Linked DNA regions of Homo sapiens: region 1 is linked to region 2. A link is an interaction called in ENCODE POLR2A ChIA-PET data of the cell type or tissue named here. Cell type or tissue: A673. All regions are shown on one strand. Each heading gives the region's core, and the rest is flanking DNA. Links, peaks and the distances in the headings are about the cores only.

What was found. Peaks named below come from ENCODE experiments on the same cell type or tissue, not always from the same donor. Only the 100,000 strongest peaks of a DNase experiment are listed, where the experiment ranks them.
Region 1: POLR2A ChIA-PET joins it to region 2 with 10 read pairs; 22 of 35 experiments call an interaction of 5 or more read pairs at or near these places.

The regions. Positions count from the first base shown.
Region 1 is chr15:83,001,413-83,004,330 of GRCh38, forward strand. It overlaps C15orf40 (chromosome 15 open reading frame 40), which reads right to left. Exons shown (of 4, transcript NM_144597.3): 4 at 1-2,918. Among named protein-coding and RNA genes, the nearest start is that of C15orf40, 8.8 kb to the right of the region's middle. In A673, for the core only: no CTCF peak of the experiment used is centred there; no DNase peak of the experiment used is centred there.
Region 2 is chr15:83,060,524-83,063,441 of GRCh38, forward strand. All of the region lies in intron 1 of BTBD1 (BTB domain containing 1), which reads right to left. LOC124903542 (a long non-coding RNA gene) reads left to right here. Exons shown (of 2, transcript XR_007064742.1): 2 at 964-1,322. Among named protein-coding and RNA genes, the nearest start is that of BTBD1, 5.3 kb to the right of the region's middle. In A673, for the core only: no CTCF peak of the experiment used is centred there; a DNase peak (open chromatin) is centred at 1,398; H3K4me3 peaks cover 1,124 bases; H3K27ac peaks cover 1,426 bases.

The DNA.
Region 1 (2,918 bases), core at 194-2,693, 59 kb before region 2:
CATCATATGTCGGCATAGTTGGATAAATATTTTTCAAACCTTATTCATAGGCTGCTTCAAATCCAGGATTCTCAGGACAGCACAGGACAAGAAAGACAGTGTAATCAAGTCACTATAGACTGCCTAGCCAGTACTCACTTGAAATTAATGGGAGTGAGCAAAGCTAGAACCATGTCATTAGACAAATGTTACGGAGGCTGAATATTTTGTGTCTTGGGCACTAGGTCACTGGGTCTACTTCAGTATTTACAGGGGAATACCAGGGCCCAGATGATGAAAAGTACATTAACTGAGCTTCTACAGCAGGTCAAGGTGCCCAAGCCTTAGCTGTGATCTCTTAACAGTAGGAATAGTCCTGTGTGAGACAATTAAGTTGTGAGGCTGCTGTAGACTATCTTGTTTGCAGTGGGGAAAAGGGAATCGTGTTCTGGGAATACAGCCCCTGGGCCAGTTCCTACCTCCAACAGTAGTTTGTTTTGTTTTGTTTGTTTCTGTTTTTTTGTTGTTGTTATTGAGACAGAGCCTTGCTCTGTCACCCAGGCTGGAGTGCAGTGGTGTGATCCCGGCTCACTGCAGCTTCTGATTCCCGGGTTCAAGCAATTCTCCTGCTTCAGCCTCCCAAGTAGCTGAGATTACAGTCATGTACCACCACGCCCAGCTAATTTTTGTAATTTTTAGTAGAGGTGGGGTTTCACCATGGTGGCCAGGCTGGTCTTGAACTCCTGACCTCAGGTGATCCACCCACCTTGGCCTCCCAAAGTGCTGGGATTACAGGTGTGAGCCACCATGCCCGGCCCCAAAGTAGTTTTTGATGACAGAGTGTCCCCATATCTTCTTTGTTACAAGATACTGCTACGTTTCTCAAAGAAAAAAACTCACTAGGCAAAATGTTCCCACGTTTAAAATATCACCGTTTAAAATGAAGTAAATAGGTTATCGTAGTAGAAACTGGTGGTTCCTCTCCAGCATCCATTCCTCTCTTTGTAACTTTTCCCAATTTTATTCAGGTATCCAACTCTCTCTACTTCTTTGCTTCTGAGTATGCTGACCCCATTTCCACCTCTAGGATGGGCCTTAATTGGCCTGAAACAATTAGGGTAATTCTTTCTTCTATAGTTACTGCTTTAGGGAACTTGTGTTATAGAATGGCATTCCCTGATCACAGGGGCTGGCTTAGAAATTTCATGTGACTTGATTTGGGCTGATACAAGGGAAGGCTGACTGAAAGCTTCTGGAAAATACCAGAGCTCCTAGGAGTGGCCTTTTCTCCTACTGCAGGGGTTGATACGTGAATATGAAACCTGGTTGGCCTTTTGTCTACATGAAACAAGTGGGCCTGAGGATGAAACTGGCACTGCAGAAGATTCAGGGGAAGGAAAGAAAGCTGATTTTTTTTTTTCTTGAGACGGAGTCTGCCTCTGCAGCCCACGCTGGAGCGCAGTTCGCAGTTGTGCGATCTTGGCTCACTGCAACCTCTGCCTCCAGGGTCCCGGTTCACAAGCAATTCTCCTGCCTCAGCCTCCCGAGTAGCTGGGATTACAAGCATCTGCCACTATGCCCAGGTAACTTTTGTATTTTTAGTAGAGACGGGGTTTCACCATGTTGGCCAGGGTGATCTTGAACTCCTGACCTCGTGATCTGCCTGCCTCGGCCTCCCAAAGCGCTGGAATTACAGGCGTAAGCCAACACGCCTGACCAAAAGTTGATCCTTTTTTTTTTTTTTTTTTTTTGAGATGGAGTTTCGCTCCTTTTGCCCAGGCTAGAGTGCAATGGCACGATCTCAGCTCACCGCAACCTCCAACTCCCGGGTTCAAGCGATTCTCCTACCTCAGCCTCCCGAGTAGCTGCAATTACAGGCATGTGCCACCACGCCCAGCTAATTTTTTGTATTTTTAGTAGAGATGGGGTTTCTCCATGTTGGTCAGGCTGGTCTCGAATTCCCGACCTCAGGTGATCCACCTGCCTTGGCCTCCCAAAGTGCTGGGATTACAGGTGTGAGCTACCATGCCCGGCCAGGAAAGTTGATCTTTTATGATATCATTTTATGACATTCTAACAGTGATCCATGTAAAATCCACAAGTAAAACGGCTTTACAGCACACATGGCAATGGTCTTGAGAAAGAGTGGGAAAAGCTCTTAAGACCATGTAAAACAGAAGCACATTTGCAGGCAGTATATGGCACAGTTTAGAAGACAAAGCAGCTGGGCTTAAACCAAGCTCTGCCATTAATGTGCACTGTGATCTCACATAAGCCACCTTTTCTTGCCCTTGATACCTATTTGGTACAAGTTAAGAGTTGTACTAGACGAGTAGCTTCTCTTTCACTGTCTGGGATTTTTTCTTTCTTTTTGAGACGGAGTCTCACTCTTGTCGCCGAGGCTGGAGTGCAGTGGCACCGTGTGGGCTCACTGCAACTTCCGTCTCCTGGGTTCAAGCAATTCTCCTGCCTCAGCCTCCCGAGTAGCTGAGATTACAGGCACCCACCACCATGCCTGGCTAGTTTTTATATTTTTAGTAGAGATGGGGTTTTACTATGTTGGCCGGGCTGGTCTCAAACTCCTAACCTCAGGTGATCCACCCGCCTCGACCTCCCAAAGTGCTGGGATTACAGGCATGAGCCACCACACCCGGCCTGGACTTCTTATATATGAGGTCTTATATATAATCTTACATATAAATATATATATCTATGTATAAAATCTATCTATGTATATCTATCTATCTATAAAGAAAGAGACAGAGACAGATACAGGGTCTCACTTCGTTGCCCAGGCTGGTCTCAAACTCCTGGGCTCAAGTGTTCCTCCTGCCTCAACCTTCCAAAGCGCTGGGATTACAGGCGTGAGCCACCAAGCCCAGCTACCATCAGCAATTTTTATTATTGTTCTTCCTTGTGGATTTTGTTTTTAATGATTT
Region 2 (2,918 bases), core at 290-2,789:
TAGCTCACACCTGTAATCCCAGCACTTTGGGAGGCCGAGGCAGGCGGATCACCTGGGGTCAGGAGTTTGAGACCAGCCTGGCCAATATGGTAAAACCCCATCTCTACTAAAAATACAAAAATTAGCCAGGCGTGGTGGCACACACCTGTAATCCCAGCTATTCGGGAGGCTAAGCCAGGAGAATTGCTTGAACCCAGCAAGCGGAGATTGGGTAAGCCAAGATCGCGCCACTGTACTCCAGCCTGGGCGACAGAGTGAAACTCTATCTCAAAAAATAAAATAAAATAAAATAAAGTAAATTTTAAAAGCCTAAGGTGAATACTTGATTTTATATAAGAATGATCACAAGATATGTGTAAGAAACTTTGTATCACTACTTATCTGTTCATTTTACTCAAAAACATTTATTGAGGGACTATATAGCAGGCACTGTAATAGTGCTAGAGATAAAAATATGGGTAAGATAGCTTTGCCCATAAAAACCTTACACAGTCAGTCATGCATTACTTAAAGATGGAGATACATTCTAAGAAAGGCATTGTTCGGCAATTTCATCATCATGCAAACATCATAGACTGCACTCACATAAATCTCAATGGTATAGCCTACTACGCACCTAAGCTATGTGGTATAGACTATTGCTTCAGGGCTACAAACCAGTACAGGATGTTACTGTACTGAATACTATAGGCAACTTTAAAACAATGGTGAGTATTGTGTATCTAAACATGGAAAATGCACAGTAAAAATACCGTATTATAATCTTATGGGTCCACCATCTTATTTGCAGTCCACTGTTCACCAAAATGCCATTATGCAGCACGCAACTATAGTCTGGTACTGAAATGATTAAAAAGTAATGTCCTAATAACAGAAGTATATATTAGGCACTCATATCTAATAACTAATCTCTAATGATGGCCCCAAGAAATCATACTTTCTTGTGTTCATGTCCTTACATAGATCTGTCCCATGATGAATCTGGGTTGTCCCTGTGTGAGCCCCTTGAACCAACAGATTGTGGCAGAGTGACATTGCACCAGTCTGAGACCTACACCTTAAGGATGCCTGGCAGCTCCTGCTTTTGTGTTCCTCGGAGTCATGAGCCACGAAGTCAAGCTACCCTGCTGGAGAGACCAGCTGAAGAAGCCTCTTGAAGAGGACCTGAGACTTAAGGCTCAGCCATCCCAGACTGTGAGTTAAACCTCCAGATGAGTCCAACCCCACCTGCTATCTGACTACAGCTACATAGACGACAAACCACCTAAGTGATTCCAGTCAACCCACACAACTGTAAAAGATAATAAAAGTTGTTTAAGTCACTACGCATTCCAGTGATTTGTTCCACAGCAACAGATAACCAAAACATGCTGTGAGAGATTAATTAGATGAGCCAGTGTGCAATTTTGCCTGTGGGTGGAATTTTTACAGAGGAAGTAAAGCCTGAAGATTATCTGAAGAGTAGTAATTAAGTGTGGAGCCCTGGCAGAAAGACTGAGGAGTACAAAGGTAAGGAGGCCTTAGAAGCAGGCACTAAAACAAGAAAAAGGCCATTAGTAATTAGGGTTGAAACACTGAGTGGATGGAGAGGAGATGAAGAAAGAGAGATCAAATCACAAAGGTTTCATGTACCTGCTAAAGTGTTTAAACATCCTGTAGGTAAAAAGAAGTCATTAAAAGATTCAGGGGAATTATATGACCATATACCAATATTGGAGAGATCACTGTTAACAGGATGAATGGAGAGAGTTAAGTCTAAACGCAGTAGTTTGGTTGAAGCAATGCAGAAAAAAATGGAGAGGCAGGTAAAATTTTCAGGAATGGTCTAAAATGGACAAGAAATGTGTAGAATGGAGTGAAACGAAACTACAATTTGGAGCTAGGCCCATGAAGTCATTTCCTAGCTGACCTACAGAATCATAAGCAAGAATAAATTATTGCTTTTTGGGGGTTGCTTTATTTATAGCATTAATATGGCAAAAGCTATTGCAGGGGGATAAGAAGTATGCCTGTCTCAAAGGATTTTCCTGAAATTTAAGTGAGATCACAAAGGGGCTTAGGAACAATCTATGGCACACAGTAAAAGTACTCATTAAATGTCAGATATTTTCATTAATAACATGTCCATCTGCATGGGTATAAAACATTACTTCACGATGGTCCAGTTGGAAATGAGGGTCTGGAGCTAAGTAGAGCTTTGGAGACACATGTGGGGGAATGAGTGCGTAAAGCTCTCACTTTGGTTGATGGGAGAAAGGATGAGAGCTGAGGACTGAATACTGAAGAACACTTACCTCGTGCCCCTTCCAGCCATCACGTCATTCTCTGTTCCCCTTTGCAACAAAACTCCTGAGAGGACTGTTTATACTGTCTCCAGCTCCTCACTTCCCATTTTCTGCCTAACCTACTCTAATCAGCTGAAATCACTCTTGGCAGGGTTATCGATAGCTTCCACCTTGTCAAGATTAAAAATCAACTCAAAGTCTTCATTATACCTGACTCTCAATAGCATTGAGCATAACTGACCACTTTCCACTTTCCATAGTTGACATTTCCCACTTCTTCTTTCTTGAAATGTTTTGACTTGACTTTCAGAATATAATGCTCCTTCTTTCTCTTCTAATTCCACTGACAGCTGCTTCTCAGTTTCATTTTATGCTTTTTCTCTGCTACATCTCTACATATTTGAAGATTCCAGAGCTCATCCTTGTACCTCTCTTCACAGTCTACATGCCTTCCTAGGTAATCTCACTTGATCTCTCGATTTAAATACCATTCACTCTTAACTTGCAAATTTATGTTCAGCAAGCTGTTCCCTCACCTCCAAATTCATATTTCTGTCTACTCTATGACACTACTTGGATGTCTTGGAAGTCCTCTTGGTTGTACCTTCAAAAATATATCCAGAATTTGACCAT